Linked DNA regions of Mus musculus: region 2 is linked to region 1. The links are chromatin loops, found by intact Hi-C in ENCODE. Cell type or tissue: gastrocnemius. All regions are shown on one strand.

Region 1 (8,000 bases):
AATGTTTTAAGTTCCGTGATTCTCTTTGCCTAAAACAAGTTTCTAAATGATGTCACATGTTGGAAACTAGAGCTGAGATTTAAGACGTGGCAGTTAACACTTGGATGCAGCCTGGGTTTCTACTGTTCCTTGGAATCACTCCGCATGACTTCTAGATGGGTGGAGAACCTTTTTTCTCTTTTTGATAGTTCCTAGGGACTTAAAATTGGAGGTCAGAGAAATACAGAAAATGATCTGACACATTTGGAAAACATTTGGTTTTATTTCTATGTATTTATTCCTATATATTTTAGATGTATCAGTCTGTGCAACATGTGTGCCATGAGATGCTATAGGTATATTAAGAAGACTTTTTCTACATATACAATATGTTGGCAGCATCATGACTGTTTCCCTCCAAAGCCTCAAATTTGTGGGTCCTTGTCTCAGTCTTCCAAGTACCTGGGACTACAGGCATGTATCACCTCAACCAACTAAGAAGGAGTTGGTTTGTTGTAAGTGTAGCTACAAAACATTAAGAAATTTGAAATGATTAGTGGTGGTATTAGTGATACTGGAAATTGAACCAAGGGCCTATATAGACATGCCTCATTATGTAGCTCAGGCTATCCTTGAACATGACACAGGCTCCTGAAGGCTGAGATTACAAATATGCACCACCACATCTAATATGGAACATTTTATTCAAACTATGTAACAGAAGTATCACGTGCTCAGGGTCTTCCTGTGGCCTAGTACCACAGGCCCAATGCAGTACAGCATGCCTGGTATGATACCATGCGCCTATCTGGGGATCACCTGCTGTGTGGTGCAGGGGTAGGGCATAGTACTTGGTTTTGAAGCAGGAACAGGTACCCAAGTGTATGAGCCTCACAGTATCCAAACATACTTGTCCTTTGCATTTTATCACAGTGTAGACCAGCCACAGCGCTGCTTCTTGAGTCCTTCTGGTCCTGAAGTTCAGGCTTACAGAACGTCCTCCCAAGGGGTATGCTGTCCTCAGAACAGGAGATGTGCTAAATACCACATTTCAGTTAGCAAAACACATCCGTAGTCAGACCGAAAAGACGGGGGACAGGTCTTTCATAGGCAGGTAGTAATGTGTTATATTAACATGAAGAGTCTTCTCTCTCATGTCCCAGAAGAGGAAGCTCGTGTGTGTGTGTGTGTGTGTGTGTGTGTGTGTGTGTGTGTAGCTTACAGAAGCTACCCAGGTCTGGTGTGTGAAGGAGGCCACAGTGAGACTGTATTTGCTGCATGTCCCATCTGTCATTTTTGGTATCTGCCTTCTGACTTGACCATATAACCCTTTCTTTGTGATCCTTCGGTGGCTTTAATAAGTGACCTTGAAACTCAAATGACCTCTGTTTCAAAGAAGTCAGCACTTAACAAAATCACAGAGCACCTGTCCTTGGGTAAAAACTTGAATCAAAAAGTAAATGTATTTCTCAACTCTGAAACCAAGTTTCAGACCCTTGTATTTTTCTATACCAATTAAAGGTGTTGTCTGCAGAGAGCCAAATGTGATTTCTAATGGCGGTCCTGTGAACAAGGACTTCCATGAGCATCTCCAAATGGAGATTCCTGAGCAAAATGCTGACAGGAACCACTTGGATTGCTTCGAGTCAGCCTTCCAGTGAGCGCTCTGTGCCCCAAGTCAGGGCTACCAACCCTCACAGAACAATTCTCCTCCCTTTATCTCTTCTGGCTCTGCTCCATGTTCTAACTCCAGTAATGTATCAGGCTCCATCATCAACTGTCACTTTAACCCAGGTAGAACTTTTCCTTAAACTTCAGCATTCTCCCATTGTTTGGCCTAACACCTTTCCCCTCCCTAGTAGATAGGCACTCAATGTTGGTTTTAGTTGAAATAAATAAAACCTCTTAATTCATTAAGGTTTCCAGACAGTGTTTGCACTCATTCGTTCATTCAAGAAGTAACAATTGAATGTTTTCTAATTGCAACACACAGCTAATATGAAGAGGCATCATCAGTGTAGCAGCAGATTCAGAATTCATGCCCACAGGAGCCTGATTACCCTGTATAAGTCTCACAAAGCAGAGGCTCTGAACTTTGAGTGGCTCCATTATTGGATCAATACTGGTTCACATATCCTTAAATATTTCATGTGGGCTACGGATGTAGTACAGGGACAATATTCTTAGTATGCATGTTCTCACACACACACACAGACATACTGTCACACACAGTTTACTAATACCTTCTTAAGCTTTGTTCGCAGTGGGATCCAATTCTGAATTCCCGACAGGCTATAAAACTCATTATGGTTTGCAGACTGGCCGCAAACTCATGATAATCTTTCTGTTTTTATCTTACAGGTGCTGGGATTACAGGCGTGAGCTACCAGACCCAGCTTCCTACTCTATCTTTGTTTCTTCCTTTTCAATTTTTCTCCCTCTCCCTCTCCCCCTCCCCACCCCTGTCCCTGTCCCTGTCTCTGTCCCTATCCCTCTCCCACCTCATCTGTGGGGTCAAACTGAGGTTGGCAGTGTTGTTAGCAAACAGTCTGGGCAATCTTGCCCTTTATCCATCAGTCTTTTATTTCTGAGTTACAATCTGAGTTTAATTTAATACATTGGTTTCTATTTCCTCTTAGCACAAGATGCCCCCCAGTAAAAGTGAATTAGCATTTTCTGACTAAGTCTGTGTTGCTGCATGTGAATGATGGGAATGGTGGGAATGATGCAGAGTTTGTGAATCCTGAGCTGGTAAAAAGAATTCTGTGCACACCCCCCCCCCCTTTCAGGACAAATAACAGCAGAAAAAAATATGAAAACGAAGCATGGTGTATTTAACTTGGGAACAAATCGGATGAGTCACTTGAAGGCTGAAGGCTGATTCCCTCGCTCAGCTCTCTGGAGGCAACGACTCAAAAGGGCTTGAGGAGAAGTGCTTCCTGCCTCTACTTGAAACAATTCCTGACCCTTGACCCCCACCCCAGTACTCACAGGGAACCCTGAAACCTGAGCTAAATTCTCTTCTGGTTAGTCTGTTTCTGCTCCCGGAACTCTAAAAAACAATGGCCAAATGGCATCGCCTTTGGTGTTGTGTGTTTTTTTTTTAGTTAACTTTCTGGACTTCGTGGACCCTTGTGATTTGGGGGGTACTTTGTGTTAGGAATGGTTTTTGAGCTATGAGATTTTTCTTCCAAGTGAAAAGAGCTTGGCCACAGATGTGGGCTGACTGTCCTCACTGGAGAAACCATCTGGCATGATTGTAATCTTCTTTTGGAAATATTTAAACAATATATCACATAAATAATGAAAATCTGACCTTAAATCAACAATGTTGTCAGTAAGGGATTTACCGGCTTATGCAGCTCAAACACGGCGCTCAGCGTAACATTCCTCAGACCCTATCCGTTCACCGTTAAAACTTTTTATAAATGATTAAACTTTATAGAATGATTTAAGTCAAATTCTCCCAAGTCCAAACTGTTGAAAATTGGCCCTGTCACCCAGCTGGGGGTTTCTATTTGATGCTCTATCCCAAAAGAAACAGCAGGGGGCCACCTTGTAATGCTGTGGCTTTAGTTTTATTCTCTGTTTTCACTCACGAAAGGTTCCTTTCTCTCCATTGCTTGGCATCCATTCACCCATTCTGGGATTTGCATATGTTTGTTTGAAGAAAGAAAACATTTTTAGACACCAGCTTTACTATATTGAGAATGCATGGTGTAATTGCAGCCTTAAAATATTTTTTTCTCAGTTTAAGTGAAGGAATTAAAATGTTAACAGTTTCTTCTATTCCCTTGCACTGCAGTAGGAAACTGTACGTCCTGTTCTCCTTCCTGGCAGGTTGTCGCCTTCTTCATGGAGACCATACAATTACCCAGCAGACCATTGTAGTACATGCCTGTCAATCATGATACTTTACTCAACGGTCAGAATGATTATAAGGATGTGGATAGAAACATGAACAGCACACCTATTTCACCTTGCAGCCCCCCCCCCTTCAGGCAAATGTCCCTAAGTTCTAAAATGGTGACTTAATATAAACAGAGGGGTCCATCTCCAGGGCCGTCACAAATGAATGGGGTTGAGCATAAGTGGCCAGCGAGTGGAAGCTGCCCAATTACTCTATGAATCCATCTTGTGACACTTAAGAAAAACCACACCTCCAAGAAGGCTCTCAAGTGGCTAACCGGGCCTAAATTCAAAGTGTGGCCAGTTCTGACTGGGGAATTTTACTTTGGTTTATTGAGAAACCACAAACTTAACTACACTGGGTCTCAAGCCAGGCATGGTCAAGAGCCCCTGGGAATTCCTATCTTGTCATCTCACTAGGACCAATGAACTATATATCCCACAGTCAGCCAATCAGAAAAGAGTGGTACCTACTTGGGGCACCCTCATTTACATATCAGGACCTAGCAGGAACCTAGCTGGGAATGTTCTCTGTAGAAGTTGGGTTTTGCTCCTCAGAGCACTTCTGTCTGTAGGTAAACACCCAACCTGCCAATATTTTTGTACATAAATGGAGACATGGTGTCACACTGTAGCCCAGGCTAGCCTGGAATGCATTATGTAGCCCAGGCTGGCCTTGGCAATCTCCTTTCCTCGGGCTCTTGAGATCTGGGATATTTAGGTGGCTCTGGGTTCTGCAGAGTCTTGTGATTTTGGGTGTCAACTTACTTGTTTTCTGCCTGTCTTCAAAGGGACTTTATATCGCATCCAGCCATCATACACTCACACTGCAAGAGCATTTTAAAAACTGTGCTTTGAAAAACAATACTAGTTATCCTTTAGAAAAGAGATGAAAGTTTTAGAAGCATAAATTATTACTTAATACCAGGGTTTCTTTTTGTTTTGTTTTGTTTTTGCTTTTTGACAGAGTCTTGCTATGTAGCCCTGGCTGGCATGGACCTGGCTAAGTAAACCAAGCTGACTTTGAACTCTACCTCAATCACCAGATCGCTCTGATGACAGATTGGAGCTATCATACCTGGCTCATTTCCAGCTTTCAGAATTCTTAATTATTTTTTAAGAAACTGAATAAACATTAAAGAACCTAACTCCTTTAAAAAAAAAGCCTAGCTCTTTTAAATTAAAAAAAAAATTCTCTCATTTACTACATTCTGACTGAAATTCCCCCTCACCCCCACTTCCTCTCCTTCCAGTACTCCAACCAACCTCCCACCCACCCCCTCCACCCCAAGCCACGGTCTCCTGTTTCTCTTCAGGAAAGTGCAAGCCTCTTAAGGATATCAACCAAATATGGCATATCAAGTTGCAATAAGACTAACCACCTCCCCTCATAATAAGGCTACATGAGGCAACAGACCCAGTAGGAGGGAAAGGGTCCCACAAACAGGCAACAGAGTCAGAGACAGCCCCTGCTCCCACTGTTAGAAGTCCCACAAGAAGACCAAGTTACACAACCATAGCATAGCGTAGAGGTCCTAGGTCAGACCCATGGAGGCTCTCTGATTGTTGGTTTAGTCTCTGCCAGCTCCTATGGGCCCTGAGAGTTTTCTTGCGGTGTCCTTGATGCCTCAGGCCTCTACAATCCTAAGGAACTTAACTCTCCTCTAAGTAAATCCTACATAGAAAAGCACCAATATTTTATTGTGTATTAATGAATATTATATGTTAAATAGATGTGAATCCATACATGTATCTGTATGTATTTTGGAAAAGACTTACTCATTTTTATTTTGCGTGTACATGTGAGTACTTACATGTATATACATGCACTGTGTATGTGCTCAGTGTCCACAGAGGCCAAAAAGGGTGTTGGATCCTCTAGAAGTGGAGTTACAAGTTAGGGACCTGCCTGATATGGGTGGTGGGAACTTGTTCCTCTGCAAGAGCAGCAAGTGTTCTAACCATTGAGCCATCTCTCAAGACCCTGTATTTCTCCTCCCTCCCCTCCCCACTCCCACCCTCCCGCTCTCCCTCCTTCCTTTCTTTTTTTCTCGTTTCATTCTGAGACAAGATCTTACTAGGTAGGCTAGACTGACTTTTCACTCAAGATCCTCCTGCCTCAGTCTCCTGAGTATTGGGATTGCAGGCACACTTAGATACGTCTTCACTGTGCACATGATTCCCACAGAAGATTTGTTCAGAAGTTTTATGGGGCATTCATGCTACATCATGACAACCACATCTTCCCTCCCAGAGGAATTCCCACAGCTGGGAGAGGACTGCAGCAAAATTTCATACCTGTTCGTACTTCCGATAAGCAGCCATGCTGCTGGCTGGTGAATGAAACCAAGCGGCCTAGGGAACTTGAAGTTTTAGTTCTGTGGGGAAAACAAGGGACCTAGGAATCTGAACTGACATTGGTAGAGAAGGTATAGGCGGAGGCGAGAGCCAGGGCTGACTCAAAACTAACTGTCTGGGCAGTGGTGGTGCACACCTTTAGTCCCAGCACTTGGGAGGCAGAGACAGGTGGATTTCTGAGTTTGAGGCCAGCCTGGTCTACAGAGTGAGTTCCAGGACAGCCAGGGCTACACAGAGAAACCCTGTCTTGAAAAACCAAAAACAAAAAAACCTGATTGATTCAATGACAAATTTTCTCTATATCAACTATTATTTATATTTTATACTTTTATTAATTATATAATATATAATATATTTATATTATTTAAAATTTTTAAATTTATCTTTACGTGTGTTCGTATGTTTGTGTTTTGTGTGTGTGTACTCATGGAGATCCGCCTACCTCTGTCAACTCTGTGCTAGCACTAAAGGCGTGCACCACGACACCTAGCCTAATGGCACAGTTCTTGAGAATTGGTGCTCCTCTGCCACCTTGTGGTCCTGGGGCTTGAACTCAGGTTAGCAGACTTGGCACAGGCTGCCTTTACCAGTTAAGCCATCCCACTCGCCCTCTTTACATTATCTTATCAGGGTTAAAAGACAATACTACAGTTTTGAATTTCCTCTGTGGATACCAAGCACATACACTGTGTGTATATTCTTCCTAAGTAATATAACAGTCTCACTTTCACTGGGACAGCTCATCTTGCTAGAGGAAAGTTTTGTCTGTGTGTCACTGTTGCATGAGTGAGGGGCAGGATATGGCCTAGGGAGGCCTCCCTCCACCTTCTTCCTTCATCAAGGCTCACCTCTTACTCAGCCTCCAGTAAAACTGTCTTATTATGATCTATCAAAGGATGGATCTGTTCATTGTGTCATTGCCCTTGTGACAGAATTGTCTCTGGAACTGCCCTGGTAGACACACCTGGAGGTGTTCTTTACACACCCCCCCAGTGGATATTAACTACCACAAACTGTAAATATTTAAATCCACTAGAATTGGGATATGACTTTGTTTCTAAGCTGTGAATCTTCGCAGTTTTTCCTTGTCTGTAGATTAGTCCTCACTGTTGGCTTTCCTGCCTCTTTAACGTCAGAGGAACAGTGAAGAGCTTTGGAGTTTTATCAATAGCTAGTGTTTATTGGGCATTTATATCAAGCCAGACGCTAAGATATGATTTTGTACGTTTTTGTTGCTTAATTCTCACAACGACCTTATTATGGGACTGCTGCCACTTCCTGGTAGAGAGATTGCTTATAAGCAGAATAAAACGGGAACGAAAACTCTTTCACAAACTGAATAGATGAAACCAGCCCACGGCAGTGGGAACTCAGAACTCATGTTCTTAAGTATTATCCTAAGTTTGGGTACCTACAATGGTTTGATTACATAAGAATGGACCTTATAGACTCACAGTTTTGAGTGCTTAGTCACCAGGGAGTAGCACTATTTGAAAGGGTTGGAAAGATTAGGAGTTGTGACCTTATTGCAGTAGGTGTGGCCTTGTTGGAAGAAGTGTATCAGTGGCGGTGGGGCTTGGAGGTTTCAAAAGCCAGGCCTAGATTCTCTCTCTCTGCCTACAGATCAGAATGTAACTCTCTGCTACCACTCCAATACCATGTCTGCCTGCATGCTACCACACTACCTGCCACAACGACAACGGACTTAACCTCTGAAACTGTAAGCCAGCCCTCAATGAAATGTTTTCTTACAT
Region 2 (8,000 bases), 320 kb after region 1:
GGGAGCAAGGCTGTGGGAGGGGGCGCTGGGCCAACCTGAAGCTTGCGATGGCCTTACAGAAGCACCAGCAGCCCTGGGCTGTCCCTGGAAATCTCCTGGGTTCTGAGCAATCTGAACTCTGTCTCCTATTTGTTTTCAATCATGGTGAGCCCGTTTTTCACTTCTATAGGTTTACATTGCGAAAAGAGCTGATTCTGAGTTTAGGGATCTCTCTGCCTTCTGTCTCTGCCACCACACTCTGTGTCTCTGAGCTCAGTTACTTTCCTGGTTTGATCTGATTGCACTTAAATCACTCCACAGCAGAACACGGAGAAGAGAAATCACAGGGGCATTTAACCCAAATCCTGGATAGATGTACAATGCATTTAAAGTGTGATTTCCACAGCTTATGTGGAAGAGACACATGCCCCTTGAAGTCCTATGAAACTGGGGCCATGTCTTTTCAACTCATAATGAGTATAGAGGGTTAAGTAACAAAGATCTACTTTGGGAGAATTTCTCTAACTTTTGAAATATATCTATCTATCTATCTATCTATCTATCTATCTATCTATCTATCTTTCTCACAATTTTACTTTTTTTTGTTTTCCATTACACACACACTGCATACTCTGATAAGCCCTGGAAACAAGTATTACTAATCCAGAAATAATGTGGCAATTAAATGCATATTAAGAAACAGGGTTGCTGCCAAGAGTATCCTTCTGCTTTCTGTAAGAACAACTGTACTCTCTTGGAGTTGAACCTCAGCATTCTTAGCTGAGGGAAGACACTTTGTTTTTTTGTTTTTTTGTTTTTTGTTTGTTTTTTAGGTCTTCACACATGACCAGATATGAGATGCAGAGAAACCTTTCGATGAAGAAGCTGCGAAGATACGAAGCTTCAGTTGGCAAGGAATGGAAACAGCCATCAGTCTCTGTGAATGCACACATTTTAAAGCATCTCTAGAGAGGGGGGTGTTTTCTGTGCTGTGTTGTGAAGCCCCCCCCCATACCCATTTATGGGTGTCAGTATTGTTTTCCCACTGACAAGGCAAAGACACTGTGGCTGTTTTACAGTTGGAAAAGTTGAAGGGAGGCCACATTAGTCCAGAGAGAATTCCTTATCTGGAGAGATGTGTAAGCTTCCCATGAGAAGTTTCCTTTCAGTGTTAAAATAATCCTGCAACTAACAGCTAATTTATTAAGTACACAGCCAAACAACACAGTTTGAAGATGAGTCAGAGGCCTCTGTCACTTCTGAAATTTTGGTATTAAAGGATTGAAAGTGTATAAAACTATCTCTGGAGAACTGGGAGAGAAGCTATCATGGAAAGTAAACTATGTTCCTTCCAGGGCACTTGTGTGATAGAAATCTAATCTCTTATTTATATTTATCTAAATGAAACTATTCTAACTTTAACTGCCTCTTTTTCTTGTTTGCTTTATAAATAGTTTTTGCTACTCTTAGTTTGTACAAATGGTGGGCTGTCCGTAACTGCTCAATGAAAAGGCAGCCGTATCTCATGCACATAAGGTCTATCTGATATCAACCAACTGGCTGTTAGAATGTTTATTGATGAGGTTACTGCAGTATTCTGACAAGCAGCACACATTCACTGTTTGGCACAAGGCAAAGCATACTCTCGTATGACAAAAAGGCACCCTGAAACCCCCTTTTTATAGTGTCCAATAATAGAAATCTGAAATCGTTCCACTCTGAGCATCATGTTTGAGACTTACCAAACTCTCATCAAGTCAACAAATGCCAACCCTTCGAAAATATTTACCAATTAGGATCAGTAATGACATCAGGGAGGTCTTCAAAAAAAAAAAAAAAAAAAAAAAAAAGAGCCGGAGACACACAGATCACCCATAAATCTTGAGAAGAACGAGAGTAGAGATTTTAGGTAAAGATGAAGAAATCAGAGTGCTTGAGAAACAGAGGCCAGGTCAGAAGAGTGATGCTGTATGTTAATTGTTGGAAGAAAGTCCAAAGCTAAAGTCTGGCTCTGAGCCAGTTTGGGGACGGCTGAGAAAAGGAAGGCAGTTTTGAAACTGAGAAGGGAAGCTAGCTGAAGTTGTAGAAGAGACTGGGAAAAAAATCCCCGGAAGGGCACACTCTCTTCCGGGGCTCTCATCAAAAGTCGCTCTCCACACAGGGCCCTTTCTCTTCAGCTCTGTGAAACTATGCTGACACTACTGACCCCTGCAATTTTCCTACCAGTCGGGAAGATGACGGAAATCATGAAAATGAAGTCCGACTTTCCAGGGCTGCAAAGTCTGACCCAGAGATGTAAGTCATTACTGAGAAAGAAATGGTTCATTATGTAGCTGAAGAGAGATAGTGTGTCTGAGAAACAGGGCCGTTTCTCTCTAGCCGCGGCATGCTGATTTATAGGCAGTTCTCTGTTATCTGGCCTCGGGAGACCATGAGGTCATTACACTGCCACGCTTACTCACCACTGTGAAACCAACCTCAAACTCCAGCAGTCCCTGGGACTCCTCGCGGACTCTGCACTCTGTAAGCCTGTGCACACAAACCATAAGCAGGATGCCCTTGGTCTTGATTGTATCACTAATTTTAAAATGCTTCTATATTAACATGCGGTCCATAGGTTGCCATGGCACATGAGCTCAAAAGTTGCTTACATATAGAATAAATAATACATGTAACTCTTATAACCCAGCCAAGCCTTGGAGTCAACCCTGCACCTTCTTAGGAAAAGTGCTTCTCACTACCTCCGCACCCGATCTGTGTCTCCACTAGCTTTCTCTAGTCCTGTAAATGGAAACTCTATGCAAGACTCGGTGATCTTTAGTGTCTTTGACTGAGGCCACTTTAAAAAAAAAAAAAAGATTGTTAGCTTGAAAGAATTTAAATCAAGAATCATGTACTAATTTCCATCTTTAAAATGTTGTGTATACATGAAATAAAATTGAGTATCACCAGCCAGCCTACAGAGGTCAAGAAGGTGAGCTATAGGTTTGGATATTCAGATTGGTAGATTGTAAAGGCTACCTTTATGGAGTGGGGTTTCTGAAGCATTCTTTTCAGTACAATATTTCCATAGCTTTCCACTAGTGTCCCCCAACACAGCCTGTAGTGACACAGGAACGACAACGGAACAATACTCAGGGAAAGGTGGGGTTCTCTGCACACCAGAATAGGAACCATGGTCTCTTGGCTGTTAACTGTGAAAGAAGCAGGGCAGAAGACTTTGGGGCGATGGAGGGTGGAGTGGTGTTTTCTCCCCCTCCTTGGACTCTGCCTTGGAAAGCCTTTTATGCAATGGGTCATTCCCCTATTGAGGAGTCAGCCATGTAAGCTTCACCCTCACTGAACTGAATGCATTTGCGCATTTAAAACAGAATGTATTTTTGTATTGTTGCCTTCTACTTTGTATTTCTCTAGAGACATCTAGTGGAGAAAGTGTGGTATACAAATGTGCTTAGAATCACTGGAAATGTCTGTCACATTTTGATTAAACTGATACATTGAAATTCATAGAAAACAACTTAATTTCAGAATGCCAGCCAAGTAGGAATTAGCAGTCTCTTCCAAGAAGTCTCCCCCAGGCTCATGCAGAAGGGACTAATGTGTGCTCTCAAATCTGGATGAAGAGGGAAAGGTATGGGAATGGTTGGAAATAGATTGCTTCGCTTTCTGAGTCGTTTTTTTTTTTTTCTACACTGGCTGACACATGAAAAGAAAGCATGACTATGTGTGTGCACACACATATGCTGTTACACACGTGTGTGCCTATACATAGAAGCCAAAGACATTGTGTGTCTTCCTCACTGTCCACCTTAGTTTATTCTTTAAGAATTTTGCATCACCCTGAGTGAGGTAACACAATCACAAAAGAACTCAAATAATATGTACTCACTGATAAGTGGATATTAGCCCAGAAACTTAATATAGTGAGATATAAGGTACAATTTGCAAAACACATGAAACTGAAGAATAACGAAGACCAAAGTGTGGACACTTTGTCCCTTCTTAGAATTGGAAACAATCACCCATGGAAGGAGTTACAGAGACAAAGTTTGGAGCTGAGACAAAAGGATGGACCATCAAGAGACTGCCATATCCAGGGATCCATCCCATAATTAGCCTCCAAATGATGACACCATTGCATACACTAGCAAGCATTTGGTGCAAGGACCGTAATATAGCCGTCTCTTGTGAGACTAGGCCGGGTCCTAACAAACACAGAAGTGGATGCTCACAGTCAACTATTGGATGGATCACAGGGCCCCCAATGGAGGAGCTAAAGAGATCTGCAACCCTGTAGGTGCAACATTATGAACTAATCAGTACCCCGGAGCTCTTGACTCTAGCTGCATATGTATCAAAAGATGGCCTAGTCGGCCATCACTGGAAAGAGAGGCCCACTGGACAGGCAAACTTTATATGCCCCAGTACAGGGGAACGCCAGGGCCAAAAAATGGGAATGGGTGGGTAGAGGAGTGGGGGGGAGTGTGTGAGAGGCTTTTGGGATAGCATTGGAAATGCAATTGAGGAAAATATGTAATAAAAAAAATAAGAGAAAAAAATTAAAAAAAAGAATTTTACAAAAATAAAAACAGTGCATTTTGGATCATATACCCTACTTTACTGTTTACTGCCTTCTAACTCTTCCCAGACCCCATCCCACTCTCAACTTCATGTCCTACTATTTATTAATCTATCTATCTATCTATCTATCTATCTATCAATCAATCATCTATCTATCTAAGTCCCAAGTTGGTGTTATGGTGTTAAAGTGTGCTCATGTGTGAATCCATCCACTGGAGCATGGCAATTGCTCCCATGGGCACATCTTGCCAGGCCAGTCATTACTGTAGTTCATAGGGTCCACACCCAGGTAAGCCTTTTGGTGACTTCTTTCCCCCAGCACCCTACATGAGGTTCCCATATGAGGTTCCAAAATCTTGTATTGTTTGGGGTGGGGCGGACCCCTGACCACCAACTTGAAAAGATGTATTCCACATCTGTCATTGGGCTTTCAGCTTGGTGAACTGTGGCTTCTGAGAGAAACATTAGCTCCCATGTATGGTAACCTCACTTTAACTCTCCTCCACCCTCTCTCTATGTATGTATGTGTATATATAAACATACATATGTGTGTATAATATTATGAAGCTTACACAATAGTCTATACTACATATAGATAATAGTCTAAGATACATGTGTACATATACATACATGTGACACACTTATACAATAGTAGGTGTCTACATGGCCTTTTCATACATCCCTTATATTGTTCATTCCTTCCAATCCCTCCTCTACACTACCCTTCTATTCCCCATCCATTTGAACCTATCTGCTCCTTATTCTCTTCCTCCTTTTAGTATTTGCTTCTTTTCTTCTAGCTTCCCCCGCCATGGAGCTTTTCTAGGTTCCTGGCCTCTGCGGGTATTCTCTGTTAAGCAGACAGAGATCTAAAGAAGCAGAACTGGGTTCACGCAGGACAGGGGAATCCGGTGTTTATCTTTCTGGCGCTGGGCTACTTTGTTCTATATAACCATTTCTACTTTCACTTATCTAAGTTTGGGGCATGGGATTTCTCCCTGAGCCCAGAGCACATTGCTTGGGTATGATGAGGACGGTGTGCTAGGATTATAGATGTGTACCATCATGCTAGGCCATTTACCTTGTACTGGAGCTCAACGCCAGGTTCTCACACTTCCAAGAAAACTTACGCTTTACCAACTGAGCTTCTCTTAGACCCTGGCTAGTGTTTTCTTAAACAGACAATTCCGACATTGCTCATCCCCACATTCACAGTCTGTGCCCTCTTTGGCACTCTTGATATTGTCCACATCAAGTCATTTGTCTTCAAAGCCAAGAGTCTGATCATCTGCTCCATCCACAGTGGCTTCTGGTATTCCTCCAGCCAGACACTAAGATGAAGGGAGAATGGATGCTATAATAAAATTAACTTACTAGAATACTGCTGTCTGCTTTGACACTTTTAGTGTGCTCAAATCTTGATCAGAATTAAGATAAACCCACAGTGTGGTTATTGTCCTCTTCCCTCGTGAGCTTTTTCTCTTACACAGTGTGTTCTAGGGTCCCATCTCACCCTTCTACTTAGGCATACATGCTTTTTCTGTATTTATCTGTTCAAAAATTAATGTCAACCATATATCTGTGACACCTGCCACACGTGTATGTATGACACATAGCTCCAAGATGTGAGAGGAAAGGTGTGATTTTTAAGCTTCTTGAATCTGGATTTTTGTGTTTAACATCAGAATCTCCAGCTCCATTAATTTTTCTATGAATTATGTAATTTTGGTTTTCTTTATGCCTAAATAAAGCCTCAGTGTGTATACACCCAGGTCTCATGACTTATTTATTCACATCTTGATAGTTATTTAAATATAAGATGCCACCTAGCATTAGGGACAATTTTACTTCTTCTTTTTCTACTTTAATTTCTTCCTTAAAAATTACTAATCTAAGACAGAGCATTATATTAAGGAATACTGTGATGAATGTAGACCTTGCTATAGATCTGTCAGAGGTCTCAGATCCTAATGGCTTCATTTCCGTCATTCCTCCCTGCCGTGTGTGTGTGTGTGTGTGTGTGTGTGTGTGTGTGTGTGTTGAGTTTGGCCTCTGTGTATATGTATGTGGGTAGTCGACCCCACCCTCTTGTGTGTGTGTGAGGTTAGTTTGCCTCCCCCCTCCCCCCACCTCTCGTTAGTTCAGCTAAGGGCTTGCCAACCCTGCTTTGTCCTTCACACATTTATCTTTGCTTCACTTACCCTTGTGGTCCTCATTAGTTAGTCTGAGGTTCATTCATTTCTATCTTGTTCCTTAGAATTTTATCCTGTTGGCCGTTTCTGAGGTCGGTTTGCTCTTCTCTTCCTAAGAAGTTTAAGAGAAATGTAAATTAAATTATTTGAAAACTTTTTTATTTTTTTAAAAAACAAGCATTCAACAAGTATAGTTCAGGCAAGCTCCATGCTCTCCATGCTGCCATTGCTGGGTCCCAAGGGTTCGGGGAAGTCCTTTTATATTTTCATTTGACTCTAAAACCATTTTCTCTCCTCCTTTGTTCCTTCAGTGACCCGCAGATCAGTCAAGGGCATATTGTTCAACATCCTTGGATATATACAGCATCTCAAATTTCTTCAGTTATTGTCTTCTACAATCATTCCACTATCATCTGACTTAAACTGGACCATAGATGTCCAAAGTGTATCCATCAAACACCAAGGAACAGACAGGCTTCTCTGAAACCCATGGGACTTTCTCTAAATACTTTATGCCATTAGTAAGTCTCAAAACAAAAGATAAGAAAACAAAAACCCTACAGTTCAAGTCTGAAACATCGCTGTTCTTTTCTGTTAGGATGATTTACATAGTGATGAGAGTGAGATTCTAAAGTCACACAAAATTATTATCGTTGACCTTTTTGCCCTTAATATTCTGTAGCAACACTTTTATGCATCTGGGTGACCAGTTTCAGAACAGGGAGGGATGTTCAGTTGGAGCTTGCATCTTTTCTTTCTTGTCTTTTTGCCTGCTGTTGAAATAGAACAGTGAATCACGAGGTCCACCAGAACCATCTTTTCTGGCTCCTTCTTTCCTTTCATGCCAGCACCCTCTGCTGGCCACACTCGGCTCTGCGGTCTATGGGCTAGAACGGGCTCCCCCAGCTCCCAAGACTTCCCATGTTGTAGAACATTTTTTCCTTTAAAAAAAATACTTACTTATTTATTTACTCACTTAAGATACAATATCAGCTTCCTCCTTCTCCCAATCCCCCCCCCCAACACACACACACACTCACCTTCTTTTTCCCTTCCTCCTTGCCTTCTCCTCTGAGAAGCAGGGAGGCCCCTGCTGGGGATCACCCGACTCTAGCAATTCAAGTCACTGTAAGACTAGGAGCATCCTCGACGACTGAGGCCAAACAAGGTGGCCCAGTTAGGGGAAAGGGATCCACAGGCAGGTAACAGATTCAGGGAGAGCCCCTGCTCCCTGGTACATATGTGTGG

What was found. Peaks named below come from ENCODE experiments on the same cell type or tissue, not always from the same donor. Only the 100,000 strongest peaks of a DNase experiment are listed, where the experiment ranks them.
Region 2: a loop joins it to region 1, with 10 times the contacts of the local background. A loop is called at or near these places in 36 of 42 quality-filtered maps.

The regions. Positions count from the first base shown.
Region 1 is chr3:54,668,533-54,676,532 of GRCm38, reverse strand. No RefSeq gene overlaps it. Among named protein-coding and RNA genes, the nearest start is that of Supt20, 23 kb to the left of the region's middle. In gastrocnemius, a CTCF peak has its summit at 3,528; a DNase peak (open chromatin) is centred at 3,494.
Region 2 is chr3:54,353,063-54,361,062 of GRCm38, reverse strand. It overlaps Gm31095 (a long non-coding RNA gene), which reads left to right. Exons shown (of 2, transcript XR_375670.3): 1 at 1-144; 2 at 813-1,401. It also overlaps a transcript of Postn not described here. Among named protein-coding and RNA genes, the nearest start is that of Gm31095, 4.0 kb to the left of the region's middle. In gastrocnemius, CTCF peaks have their summits at 3,400 and 7,612 (motif pointing left); DNase peaks (open chromatin) are centred at 7,612 and 7,850; H3K4me3 peaks cover 911 bases; H3K27ac peaks cover 1,338 bases.